Regions from separate parts of the Homo sapiens genome. Here regions 2 and 3 are each linked to region 1. A link is an interaction called in ENCODE POLR2A ChIA-PET data of the cell type or tissue named here. Cell type or tissue: GM12878. All regions are shown on one strand. Each heading gives the region's core, and the rest is flanking DNA. Links, peaks and the distances in the headings are about the cores only.

Evidence for each region. Peaks named below come from ENCODE experiments on the same cell type or tissue, not always from the same donor. Only the 100,000 strongest peaks of a DNase experiment are listed, where the experiment ranks them.
Region 2: POLR2A ChIA-PET joins it to region 1 with 5 read pairs; 5 of 35 experiments call an interaction of 5 or more read pairs at or near these places.
Region 3: POLR2A ChIA-PET joins it to region 1 with 8 read pairs; 2 of 35 experiments call an interaction of 5 or more read pairs at or near these places.

The regions. Positions count from the first base shown.
Region 1 is chr17:31,536,301-31,540,892 of GRCh38, forward strand. RAB11FIP4 (RAB11 family interacting protein 4) reads left to right here. Exons shown (of 15, transcript NM_032932.6): 15 at 1-1,911. Among named protein-coding and RNA genes, the nearest start is that of MIR4724, 3.7 kb to the left of the region's middle. RefSeq lists an enhancer at 2,090-2,159. In GM12878, for the core only: a CTCF peak has its summit at 1,838; a DNase peak (open chromatin) is centred at 1,931.
Region 2 is chr17:31,382,424-31,387,015 of GRCh38, forward strand. No RefSeq gene overlaps it. Among named protein-coding and RNA genes, the nearest start is that of RAB11FIP4, 7.0 kb to the right of the region's middle. In GM12878, for the core only: no CTCF peak of the experiment used is centred there; no DNase peak of the experiment used is centred there.
Region 3 is chr17:31,678,114-31,682,705 of GRCh38, forward strand. No RefSeq gene overlaps it. Among named protein-coding and RNA genes, the nearest start is that of MIR365B, 100 kb to the left of the region's middle. RefSeq lists enhancers at 1-440, 2,183-2,292. In GM12878, for the core only: no CTCF peak of the experiment used is centred there; a DNase peak (open chromatin) is centred at 2,198; H3K4me3 peaks cover 690 bases.

The sequences.
Region 1 (4,592 bases), core at 704-3,203:
CCTGGACAACATGGTGAAACTCTTGTCTTTATTTTTTTAAAAAAACAAAAAGTAACTTTCGATGTGATCATACCAGGAAAGTTTTGCGTGGTCACCATGCCAAGAAAATGACTTTGGTTGCCCAGCAGATCCACAGCGACTCTTTCTCAAGGGCTACTGTGGATTCTAGATTGAGGAAAGGGGCCACTTAGGACTCAGTGCTGGTATCCTCCACAGTCCTTTCTCCCAGACTCTGGCCCTCCCTTTGGGACCCAGGAAATCCCCTCTAGGGTGACGCTGCTGGCTAGGAAGACTGAGGTCTGCTGCGCCAAGGGGCCTCAAGTTAGAAGGGCCATGCCGTCAGTGGATGACTTTGAGCGCTGATCCTAGGGACCTGCCAGGTCCTCACTTCCTGCCCTGGGTGCACACATGAATGGGGCAGCCAGCAGGAAGCGGGAGAGGCTGGAACCAGGAGCCTGCCCTACCTGCATGGCAGGACAACTCTGAGGCCCTTCTGCCATATTCTCTGCTACCCACCAGAGAAAATAGGCTGCCTTCTAGAAAGATTTGTTTCTAAAAGCGTAGACCCTGGGGAAGTATAATGTCACCATGCTCACCAGGCGAGGTTTCCCATATGACCTCCCTGCCCCGACCTCGTAGGTTGCTCCTTTCCCCATCTGTAAGGTAGAGATGTCTGCCCCGGAGCTACCAGCTGGGGATGGCATCCAGGCCATGTCTCCTGCAGGATCCAAGTGCTGTTGTCCCCAGGGTGACCCTGCCTCCTGCTGGGGCCCATCCGCTTTGCTGTGCTGCACAGGCTGTTTTCATCTGCATGGTTTGGGGTCTTTGTCCTTGTGCCTTTTCTTCCCCATCGCCACTGTACAGGATTTTCCACATTGCCCACTGCCTCCTTTTCTACATCGTCTCATCTCCCTGGCCTTTCCCGAGCCCTGTAAATGTGTACTTTTTCAACGTGCCTCCCCCAGGTGAGGCCAGCTCTCCCGGGCACATTCGTCCACAAGGATCAGGCCCCACTTACCCTTGGCTCGCTCAGCCTGTAGACTTGGTAACTTTGTACAGAATCTTTCATTATTGTCTTAAGCATGGGGGGCTAGGACCCACTTAGTCCCTCCTCCAGCCTGCAGCTAATTTAGGAGCCTTGCATTCCAGAAAAGGGCAACTTTGTGTAAAGCAGCTTCTCCCACAGAGCTTTCCCTGCATTGTTAGTGATGTCGGGCAAAGCATCACTCTTTAACCTGGGGCATTGGCCCCAGCAGGGATATCATGGGACCGCAGCCGCTCCGTGCACTGTCTCTGCCCCCAGAGGAAGCCCTGTCCATGGTTCCTGGTGCACGGCCACAGGCCTGCCTTGAGGCCACCACATCTGGTGTCTAGAACAGCTGCGGGCCCCACTTGGGCAGAAGGAAGAGGTGCTAGCTGCTGCCCCTGCCTGCTGTGAACACCTGCCCAGCCCTTCCTTGTCTGCTGAGGTGCTCAGACCAGAGTGCCATTAAATACCAACTGATGTCACGGAGCGGACGGTGCATTGCCAAGGACTCACAGCTGTGGGCTCCCTTCCAGCTCCTCCCACTTTCTTGGCTGGGTCTTCTGAGGCCTACGTGGAATGAACTACACATGTGGCCTCATGCCCAAGGGTTTGTTAGATGGCCTCTGACTCTGTGGGATTCAACTTGACTTTTTTGCCCCAGGAGGCTCTGTCTGGAAACAGGCTTAGCTTTAGTGCTGGGGTGGGACCTGCCCTGTGGGCCCCAGGGAGGGGACAGTGGGGGTGAGGCCCTGAGGCTGTCCAGGGTCTGAGCTCTTTGCCTCCAACCTGCTTCTGCCCCAAAAGGAACAGGCTGTTGGTGGCAGGCTCCTCCCGGGGAGCTGTACTGTACAGACCAAGGTGTAAATAAACAGTTTGCTCTTCTCGCCTGACTGAACCATGAGTTTCTGTGGTTGGGGGAGGGTGGGCAGAAGAGGCCTGGTTCCAGGGCTCACAGGGACAGATGGTCTCCCTTAAAAAGAGCAACCCCCCTGCCCCCCACCAAGTTTGTGGTTCCCAGGGTGGCTGGTGCTGTCCCCCAGGGGCAGGGTGGAGTGGGGCGGTGTCACTCTTCAGTCCCTAGGGGAGAAGACGTGGATCCCAGAAGCCTCTTTAATGCCACCATTCCAGCCACAGGGCTATGATGTTTGGAAACTTTGTCCTTTGTGTGGCTATGTTCTTTCCCACTGAGGTCTTCCTAGGGGTCCAGTGGGGTCCCAGTGCCATGCTCCCTCCATGTCCGCCGCTGTGGCTCCCCAGGGTGACGGCCCAATGCCTCCATTCAGGACTGGCTTCAGACCTGCCAGTGCTTGTCTCTGCCACACCATCAAGTACCAAGGTGGTCCCCAGTTGAGTCAACCAGACCCCTGGATTTCTGCCTTCTGTCTGCTCCTTCCTCTATTACAGGATTCCAGGCATGGAAGTGGCTTCACAGGTGGCCCCGGCCCTCCACCTCCCAGTGCAGGCCCTGGTGCCATGAGTCCTCCAGGGAGGGCAGACAGTTCCTCACTCACTGGACTTAGCCTCCTGGCTCAGGAGACGTCACCTCCAAATCCTGGGAGTGCTGTGTCCTCTTGGATCTTTATTGCCTCTTTCCTCTTTTTTTTTTTTTTTTTTAAAGATGGAGTCTTGCTCTACTGCCCAGGCTGGAGTGCAGTCGCACAATCTCGGTTCACTGCAACCTCCCCCTCCTGGGTTCAAGCAATTCTCCTGTCTCAGCCTCCCAAGTAGCTGGGATTACAGGCACCCAACACCACACCTGGCTATTTTTTGTATTTTTAGTAGAGACGGGGTTTCACCATGTTGGCCAGGCTGGTCTTGAACTCTTGAGCTCAAGTGATCCACCCACCTTGGACTCCCAAAGTGCTGGGATTATAGGCGTGAGCCACCGCACCTGGCCAGTTCCCTCCTTCCTCCTAATATTCCTTCTTTCCTTCCCAACTTAGGCTGCCAGATTTGGCTAGTAAGAATACAGGATGCCCAGTAAAACTTGAGTTTCAGATAAGTAGTCCAACGAGCCTCATCTTTACTTGATTACAAATAGGGTCTTTACATTGCGAAGACCCTGTTTCCAAAGTAAGCTTGCATAGGTATCAGGGCTTAGGACTTCAACATATCTTTTGGGAGGACACAATTCAACTCATAACACCTATTGAAGGAGGTCCTTGGAATTGCCTCAGTTTACCATCCTGGAGAGAGGTGGGAGCGAGCACTGCTGTGTGTACAGGCTGTACCCTCTCCTCTGCACAGGTGTGTTCCCCATTCACCCATTTTGCAGAACATTTCCTTACAGTCCTATTAAAAATGATGTCATCCCTGTGCCCCCTTGAGGCCACAGCACCTGCTAAAGGTGTTTCATTGTTGGATTCCATTGACTCACCAGGCCCTCAGTTAGAGGGCCCTTTAGGGTCATCGGCTGGGCCCAGGCCAAAGCAGATGAATGGGTGGATAATATCTGAGCACAGAAATCACTCAACCCGCCAGCATCATCTACCGAGCACCACTGTGTGTGCCAGGCACTGGGAATTGGTACAGGCAAGGCCTCTGCCCCGTGAAGTCCCCACGCTCCTGGGGGAGGGGAGAGACATAATTCATTTCCAGGGTGATGAGCACTACCAAGAGGAAGATATGGGGGGCTTCAGGAGCTGGGGGCAAGTGGATTGAGCCCACTCAGGCATCAGGTATGGCTTCTCTCAAGGAAGGAGCCTTTCAACAGAGCTCTGTAGGATCTAAGGGAACTCAGACTGTAGGATCTAAGGGAACTGCCATGGGGAGGAGACTTGGAGAAACAGCCCTTTCAGGGTACTAGAGAGGGGGATAGTGGAGGGCTGCAGCCTAGCCAGGTGGTGTAGAGTCTAGGGGGCCAAGGGTGGATCTATCACATTCACTCACTAAGCAGATGCTTTACCAGCACCTAACAGATGCGGGGTGCAGGGGAGGTGCTGGGCTCGTGGCACAGGGAGCCTCTAGAATGTACAAGAGAGGTTCTTAAAACCATCCCACCCCAGCAATTCTGATTCCATTGGTGGGGAGTGGGGCTTGGACACTGGGATGTTTTTTAAAGCTCCCAGGTGATTCCAAGGTGTAGCCAATGGTGAGAATCATGGGGTATAAAAAGGGCACTTAGACTCACCTGAGGAGGCTTCAACTGAGACTTGGAGGAGGAGAGGCTGGCCAGGTAAGGGAGATGGGAGGGCAGGGCGGAAGCAGGAGAGGGAACAGCAGGTGTGGAGGCCTTGCCATGGGGAGGAACTACGAACCAGCTAGCTCAATGGTAAGCGGGACTGTGGGGACTACGCCAAAGCATTTTAAGCTGGGGGTGGCCTGGTCAGGTCAGTTTCAGAGTTGGGTGGTGAGAGGTGAGGGCAGCCTGGACTGGGGTGTGTCTTAGCTGGGACTGACCTGACAGAACACAACAGGCTGGGAGGCTTACACAGACACTTATTTTCTCGCAGTTCTTGGGGCTGGAGGTCCAATCTTGAGGTGCCAGTGGGGCTGAGTTCTGGTGAGGCCTCTCTCCTTGGCCTGCAGACAGCTGCCTTCTCACTGTGTGCTCACAAAGAGCTCA
Region 2 (4,592 bases), core at 1,120-3,619, 150 kb before region 1:
TGGCTAGCCATCATGCCAGAGGGAAGGAGCTCAGGCTGTAATGTCCAGCCGCTGTGATGATGGAAATGTTCTGCTGGAAGCTGAAACAGAGGGGTCCCATTTTCATTTGTCACATTAGCAAAGACGTACTTAACTAATATTGGTGCCAGTCCAGAATGTGGTGCAATGAGTTCTTCCTGCACTTGGCCTCATCTTTCTGTATTACCAGTTCCATATCTGCACTGTCCAGGACAGTGGCCACTAGCCACATGTGGCCATTGAACACTTGAAATGTGGTTAGTGAGAATGGGAAACTAAACTTTTATATTAAATAAATGTAAATAGTTACATGTGGCTACTGGCTGCTAGATTGGACAGAGCAGCATCTGGAAGCTCTTGCATCAGCAATTAAAGGCTTGAGGACAGATACACAGTCACTTTTCACAGTCATTGCCAGAACTTGACACACAGCTTCACAAAGTCACAAGGGTCAAAAATCACTATCTTCCTCTGTTCAAAAGGGAAAGAGCTGGAAACATTGGCCAAGAACATTAATGACTCCTACAATAGGGAAGGACTTTGTAAGCTTAAAAGCAGTGTAAGTGCAGTGGCTCACGCCTGTAATCCTAGCACTTCAGGAGGCCGAGGCGGGTGGATTGCCTGAGCTCAGGAGTTCAAGACCAGCCTGGGCAACATGGGCCTCTCTACCAAAATACAATACGTTCTCGGGCGTGGCGGCATGTGCCTGTAATCCCAGCTGCTCAGGAGGCTGAGATAGGAGAATTGCTTGAACCCGGGAGGCGGAGGTTGCAGCGAGCTGAGATTGTGCCATTGCATTCCAGCCTGGGTGACAGAGCAGGACTCCGTCTCAAAAAAAAAAAAAAAAAGCAGTGTAAGCTTAAAAGCAGAAATCCTAAGGGTCCCGCATTGACTGCCTAACATTAAAATGTCCCCATGTCCAAAAAAATCACACACAAAATTAAAAGGCCAACCAATAGGGAATTATAAAGAGTTCATAAAAACTCATCTAAAGAAAAAACCTAAGCAGAAAGAAAAATGGGCAAAGAACATGAATGGCCAATCCACAGAAATATTGTACCAACTCCTGTTTATGATGGAAAAGGTCATCACACTCATTAGTAAACAAAAAGAAATACAAACTGAAACAATGGGATACCTGATACATATTTTCACTTGTCACATTAGCAAAGACACTTAACTAATACTTGGTGCAGGTCAAGAATGTGGTGCGATGAGTTCTTCCTGCAGATGGCCTCATCTCTCTGTATTACCAGCCTTAAAAATGTCCATACTGGCTGGGCGTGGTGGCTTATGCCTGTAATCCTAGCACTTCAGGAGGCTGAGGCAGGTGGATCAGCTGAGGTCGTGAGTTTGAGACCAGCCTGACCAACATGGAGAAACCCCCGTCTCTACTAAAAATACAAAATTAGCCGGGCGTGGTGGTGCATGCCTGTTAATCCCAGCTACTCAGGAGGCTGAGGCAGAAGAATCACTTGAACCCGGGAGGCGGAGGCTGTGGTGAGCTGAGATTGCGCCATTGCACTCCAGTCTGGGCAACAAGAGCGAAACTCCGTCTCAAAAAAAAAAAAAAAAAAAAAAGTCCATACCATTCGCCCTAGTAATTATCTAGGAATCTATTCTGGAGAAACAAATGGTAAAAGAGTGAAGACTTTCATCAAAGTATTATAATATCAGAAAACCTGAAGACAACCAAAATATTGGTTAAATTATCTACATTCATCCAGCACTTTCTGGAAGCTGACCACTTCCTTATGCAGCCTTTAAAAATGGCCTAATAATATTTAAATTTTGGGAGGGAACTTCCAATAAAATCAAGAGTTTTAAAACCACATAAGAGGGCTAATTCCCAATTATATAAATACAAATATATGTGTATAGTTTTTGCATAGGATAAAGAAAAGGAAATGTATTGAATGTTAACAATATGTATGGCTCACTTACTCCTTTTTGTGTCTATCTTCTAAGCATTTTACAATGATTATTGCTTTGAAAACAAAAAGGGTTTTAAGAGATGAGGATAATGCTTACTTTTAGTTGTACTAAAAAGGATGTTTATGATAGCAGAGTTTAGGTATTACATTAACTACCACCTCTTGGATGTTTTTACCTTTATCTTTTTCCTTTTATCAAAAGGTAGCTCTTTACTAATTCGGATTACAGGGAGCTGGGTTTGTTTTCCTTCCTTAGGGGAGTATCAGCATAACTAGTTTAGAGTGGTGCAGGTGAACTGCTGTCAACTCCGTAGGCCAACCCTAAACCTTCACTGTTATTTTATAACTTCTACTCAACAGCTTGCAACCTTTCAAGGTTAACAAGGTTGATGGGGAATGGTCCTTGCTCTCAAGAAGCTCGTAGGCGGCCAGGCACTGTGGCTTATGCCTGTAATCCCAGCATTTTGGGAAGCTGAGGCAGGTGGATCACCTGAGGTCAAGAGTTCAAGACCAGCCTGGCCAACATGGTGAAACCCCATCTCTACTGCAAATACAAAAAATTAGTAGCCGGGCGTGGTGGCTCACGCCTGTAATCCCAACACTTTGGTAGGCCGAGGCGAGTGGATCACCTGAGGTCGGGAGTTCGGGACCAGCCTGACCAACACGGAGAAACCCTGTCTCTACTAAAAGTACAAAATTAGCCAGGGATGGTGGCATGTGCCTGTAATCCCAGCTATTTGGGAGGCTAAGGCACAAGAATCGCTTTGAACCTGGGAGACAGAGGTTGCAGTGAGCTGAGATCGCACCATTGCACTCCCGCCTGGGCAACAAGAGCGAAACTCCATCTAAAAAAAAAAAAAAAAAAAAAAAAAAAAAGCCAGGCATGGTGACAGGCACCTTGTAATCCCAGCTACTCGGGAGGCTGAGGCAGGAGAATCGCTTGAACACTGCAGAGGTTGCAGTGAGCTGAGGTCACGCCATTGCACTGCAGCCTAGGCAACGAGAGTGAGACTCCATCTCAAAAAAAAAAGAAATACATGGTGAAGGATGTGCACATTTAACTATAATTCAGTCATTTTCCTCACCTCTTTTGGCTTCCAGGCACCTGTTCCCGCTCCTCCTATGGCTCTGACAGCACTTCCTTCACCTGCCTCTTAACTCTCGGCTCTTGACCCTGTGTCTGTTTTCCTAATCTTGGAATGATCCCATCATCCCTGAGAAGACATCTGGGCGCCCTGGCCAGGGGAGACAGCTGATGGGCAGAGCATCCCTGTGTGTGCATCACGAACACACTGTAGAGTCTGCAAAGTTCTGTGAGGGCAGAGCAGTAAGGGCAGCTGACTCAGGGAAGGCTTCTTGGAGGGGGTGGCATTTGAAGGATGGCAGTGGGGGTGGTGGAGGGAGGACAATCCAGGCAGAGGGAACAGCATATGCAAGGCAAGCCAGGCATTTCACTGATCAATTCCATGTTGAGTCACTGTCTTGGAGTCTATGCCACACAATGCCTGGGATATAGTAAGTGCTCAATAAATGTAAACTGAGTATAGTAGATGATGTTACTGCCCAGCCATGTTTTACAGAATGGAGAGCATCAGGCTGTAAAGGGCCTTCCTGCTTGCCGCTCACCCTGAGGATTGAGTTTTTCTTTTAGGCAGAAGTGGGCAGTAGAGAAGGCTCAAAGCCAGGGAATGTGAGTGGATTTGACTCACCAAGGACACTGCTTCCTAAGCCAGGAGGGAAATATTGGTGCCCTGCCTGGAAGTTAGTTTCAGGGGCCATTTCTGCAGCTGACAGAAGGATCTGGAGCCCAGTTGGGTAGAATAAGTTAGGTTTTGGCATTTCTTCTTAGAATCCCGGAAGGAATTTTAGCAATCAGCCGGTCCTGCTTCTAAGGGTCAGAGAAGATTCTGGATACCCCTCACATCAACAGCTCATGCAGCAGAGGAAAGATGAGGTCTCAAGGTGCCCCCCTGCACCCCAAGTGTGCCCTAGTCCAGCCAGGGTCCTCAGCACTCCACAGGCAGGGCTGGCTGTGTCTCCAAGCAGGGGCCTCTCTGCTTTTGCTCACAGAAACATATTCTGGGATCAGTGAAGAAGGAAAATAAGTTCACGGCACCTTCTTCCCCTTCAAAGTGATAATTATTCATGGGTTTAAAAAAACCCAGCAGGTTGTGAACAGGAAGTAACTGAATCCTGCCCCATTTCCAGACAACATGGACAATGAAGTCAAGGCTCACAGATGAAAATACAGAAATGTTCCCCCTTTTAGACTGGTTCTAAACTGCTCCATACTGACACACATAATCACCACCCAGGTGCCAGGTACTGTGCCAAGCGCTGGGCGAGGCATGACGCAATCTTTTTTAAATTAAAAGCCTGAAGGACCTCTACAAGGTAGAAAAACTGAAGCTTAGAGAAATTAACCTGACCAGAGTCATGGGGCTAAAAGAGCAACAGATGTTGGTGCCCAGCTCAGCTGTTTTGAATTCCAAAGCCTGGCTCTTCATAATCTTTGATAACTTCCACATGATATTCATCCCATCTGTATTCATTTCTCATGGCTGCTGTGCTAGCTCCCACAAACTTGGTGGCTTAAAACACCAGAAATTTATTCTGTAACAGTTCTGGAGGCCAGAAGGC
Region 3 (4,592 bases), core at 1,120-3,619, 140 kb after region 1:
CATTGTTAAGGAGGCAGGAGTGGTTGGACATTGACAAGGAAAAGGAAGTTGAAAAAATCCAGCTTGCTTTTTTCCTAAAACAGTTATTCCCTTAACCCCATGGTCCCTGAGACAGTGGACGAGCTGGGCTGACTGGCTTAGGGGTCACATATTCTGAGCCTATTAATGGCTTTTGGAGGCAAGCTGGGTGACAGGTACCCATTCCTGCCCAGTGTCTGGGTCAAAGGATGGACCCACGAGGCAAACGGATCCACCCCTTGGCTTGCCCACCATAGCTATCGGTGCAAAGACAGTGCTTTGGACTTGGAGGTAGGGTGGCCAATCGTCCCAAATTTCCTGGGAATTTGATGAGAAAACTGGGACACATTAGTCACCTTACATGTAGGAAGCTGTAAAAACCCAGCAGTGGGCTTGGTTGCTGCCTACCCTCCAGCCCCAGGCAACTTGGCAGGCCTCCTAACACCTTCAGCTGGCAGGGCCCATCACTGTTACAAAAGATTCTCCAAGTGAAGCAATGCCAGTGGTGACAGCTGGAGCTTAGGGGCTGCTGGAGAGGACAGCCCTCTCCATTGGGGCTGCTGAGTCACACTGGTTCAAGGTCTGGGTGATTCTAGAGCCTGATTTCTCTCAAGTCACTAGGGATGGGCAGAGGGGGGGCTCAGGCTGGAAGGAGAAAAGGGAGGAATTAAATCCCAAAGTTAAGATTCCACTGCAAAAGCTGAATGCCCATTCAGAAGCCTGCAATGAGAGCATGGCTTTTCAGCGTCAAAGGTACCCGTGCTGGGGGCCCTGGACCTGCTGCTAGGAGGAAGTGTGCTGTGGTGGGAAAGAGAATGCTGGGGCCGGACAGATCCTGGATTTCCTGCTTCCCAGCAGAATGACCTTGAGCAAGCCCCCTAGTGTCTCTGAGTTTTTCTCACTGGAAAAAAAGAGGCTAATGACACCTCTGTGCAGAGTTAAGGCAATAAACAACCAATGTGTGAACTTGCCTAATACCCAGTAGGTCGCTCCTGTCTTCAGGACCAGACCAAGGTCAATAGGAAAACAATTTAATAACCAGAGGCTGCCTGGTGAGCCTTGAATTAGAGTAAAGGGAGTTGGATAAACCCAGGGCTGTTTATCCAAGCCCTGGACCCAGGGCCCTTCCCTCCCTCTCTCTCCCTCTCTCTCTTTCTCTCTGCTGCTCCTTCTTCAGTTATTTCTTTTATTTTTAATTTTTTTGAGAAAAAGTCTTACTCTGTCACCCACACTGGAGTGCAATGGTACAATCAAGGCTCACTGTAGCCTCAGTCTCCTGGGCTCAAGCGATTCTCCCACCTCAGCCTCCCAAGTAGTGGGGACTACAGGTACACACCACCATGCCAGGCTGATTTATATATTTTTGGTAGAGATGGGGTTTTGCCATATTGCCCAAGCTGGTCTCAAACTCCTGAGCTCAAGTGATCCTTCTACCTCGGCCTCCTAAAGTGCTGGGATTACAGGCGTGAGCCACTGCACCCGGCTCTTCTTCAGTATTTCTTACGAGTCCCCTGGCCCTCCCATCCTTCCAGCAGTCCTTCGTGTTGCCTGTGTTGCGGATGGTTTGATCTAGCTCCATTATATGACACACAGACACTCTGCTAGGCTTTTTTAATTTTTTTAACATAAGTGATTTAATTTGACCGTCCAGCAACCCGTTGGGGGTAAGTATTGCTCTCCCCATTTTACAGATGTGGAAACTGAGGTTTGGAGAGGTTGAGGAAATATTACTTAGGGTCATACCAATTCAGGGTCACACCTCCAGGTTTCAAATTCAATGCTTTCTCCCTGTGAGGCAGACCCCACAACAGGGGTCATGTTAGTAGGGTGTCTCCTGCAGAGGATTTAGGGGGGCAGCCCACCCTAGCTGAACTGCCACGTTCACACAGCATCAGGAAGGCACCATCATCCTTTGGGCCACTTCCTGATTACAGGACTGGTAGAAGGTTCTTTTCTAAAGAATATGGGCTCCTTCTCAGTCCCCAATCAGCTGCTGACAGGGAATGTCCCAGTTCTCCCATCTGACTTACCACCCCTGATCCCTCACCTCAGACGGTGTGGGCCAACCTTCCACCGCTAGAAATGGAAGTGACAACCGCAACTTCCTTTTGTGAGACAAAAGGGAATTTATTACATTGGGTAGAAAAGGATATACTCAAGTAGGAGTACGACACGTAGAGAGTCAGGGAAAAGTCCCCAGTCTTGCGGCTTCAGCCTGACGTGTCTAGAGTCATTTCTGTTTTACTGACTAAACTCTTACTGTTACACAAGTTTGAACACACTCACATGCTATCTATCTACACACACACACACACACACACACACACACTCACACGGAATTAATAAACATGCATTAAATAAAACAATAGCATCTACACCAGGAGGGAGTTAGTGGAGTCAAACTGATTTAAGAATCTTTCATTGTTTTGGTGGAAGTTGAAGGTTTTGATCAACTTTTGGCTTTGGTAGATTGATAATGCATGTTGCTGGGTGCGGTGAGACACCTGTAGTCCCAGCTACTCAGGAGGAGGATGAGGTGGAAGGATCACCTGAGTCGAGGAGTTTGAGACCCTGTCTCTCAAAATAAAAAAGAATGCGTGCTGCACCTTCTGAGGTAATCACTAAAAGAATGGGAAAAGATGTTTTTACAAATTAAAATTAATTTTTTTTCTAGAGTCAGTTACTCCCAAGAAAAGGGCAAGAAAGGAGACAAAAAGCAATATGGGGCAGGCAGGACAAATAGAAAACAAAATAAGATGGTAAATGTAAACCCAAAGATACATAGTATATTGATTATATAATTATTCTATTAAAGGGTAAAGATTATCAACATGATTTTAAAATAAAAATTCAACTATGCGCTTTTTACAAAAGATACATTAAAAACACATAAAGTGTAAATGCAGAAGGATAGAAAAATATAAACCATGCAAATCCTAACCAAAAGAAAACCTCTGTATAGTATGTTAATTATTGTAAATATCCATGTTATTAATAGCTGACAAAGTAGATATTAAGTTAAAAGAAGTTACAAAGGCTGGGCGTGGTGGCTCATGCCTGTAATCCCAGCACTATGAGAGGCTGAGGCAGGCGGATCACAAGGTCAGGAGATGGAGACCATCCTGGCTAACACGGTGAAATCCCGTCTCTACTAAAAATACAAAAAAATTAGCCAGGTGTGGTGGTGGGAGCCTGTAGTCCCAGCTACTCGGGAGGCTAAGGCAGGAGAATGATGTGAACCCAGGAGGCAGAGCTTGCAGTGAGCCAAGATCACACCACTGCACTCCAGCCTGGGCAACAGAGTGAGACTCTGTCTTAAAAAAAAAAAAAAAAAAAAAGGTACAAAAGAAAAGAGGATCACTTCGTAATGGTAAAAGGGTCAATTCACCTAGAAAACATAACAATTATAAGTCATGTGCAAAAGAATTGGAAAGGAAAACTAAAACTGTCATTATTTGCAGGTGATATAAACTTCATATATAGAAAATCCAAAAGGATCTATAGGTGAATTATTAGAATTAATAAGAAAGCTTGACAATATTGGTAGATACAAATTTAATACAAATAAAATCATTCACATTTTTGTATATCAGCAACCAGAAGTAAAAAAAAATGTTTTTTAAAAAAATTATTTACAGGATCATCAAGGATAGTATATTACTAGGAATAAAACTAACAAAAGGTGTGCAATCTGTTTGTGGTATAATTATAAATATGTACTGAGAGACATTTTAAAAAGACTTCAAAAAAGCAGGAACATACCTTCCACCACATACAAAAGTTAACTCAAAATAGATCCCAAACCTAAATGTAAATACTGAAACTATACGAAGAAAACATAGTAGAATGCCTTTGTGACTAGGGTTAAGCAAAGATTTCTCTCTTTTTTTTTTTCTTTTTTTTTTTTGAGACAGTCTCACTCTATTGCCCAGGCTGGAGTACAGTGGCGCCATCTCGGCTCACTGCAACCTCTGCCTCCCAGGTTCAAGTGATTCTCCTGCCTCAGCCTCCTGTGGCCGGCTAATTTTTGTATTTTTTGTAGAGACGGGGTTTCGCCATGTTGCCCAGGCTGGTCTCAAACTCCTGACCTCAGGTGATCCCGCCCGCATCGGCCTCCCAAAGTGCTGGGATTACAGGCGTGAACCACCGCAACCGGCCACAAAGATTTCTTAAATATAACAAGAAAAGCACAATCTGTAAATGAACAATTTCATAAAATGAACCTCATCAAAATTAAAGCTCTTGCTCTTCAGAAGGCACACAAGAGAATAAAAGGACAATCCCACACTGGGGGAAGAAAATCTTTGCAAAGCAAATATCTAAAAAATGAGTTATATCCAGAATATAAATAATTCTCAGAACTCAATAATAAGAAAACCACCCAGTTACAAATAAGCAAAAGATTTGAAAAGACACTTCACCAAAGAAGATATATACACATAAGTTCACACTTTGGGAGGCCAAGGTGGGTGGATAACGAGATCAAGAGATCAATACCATGCTGACCAACATGGTGAAACCCCGTCTCTACTAAAAAAAAATACAAATATTAGCAATCGTGAAACTCTGTCTCA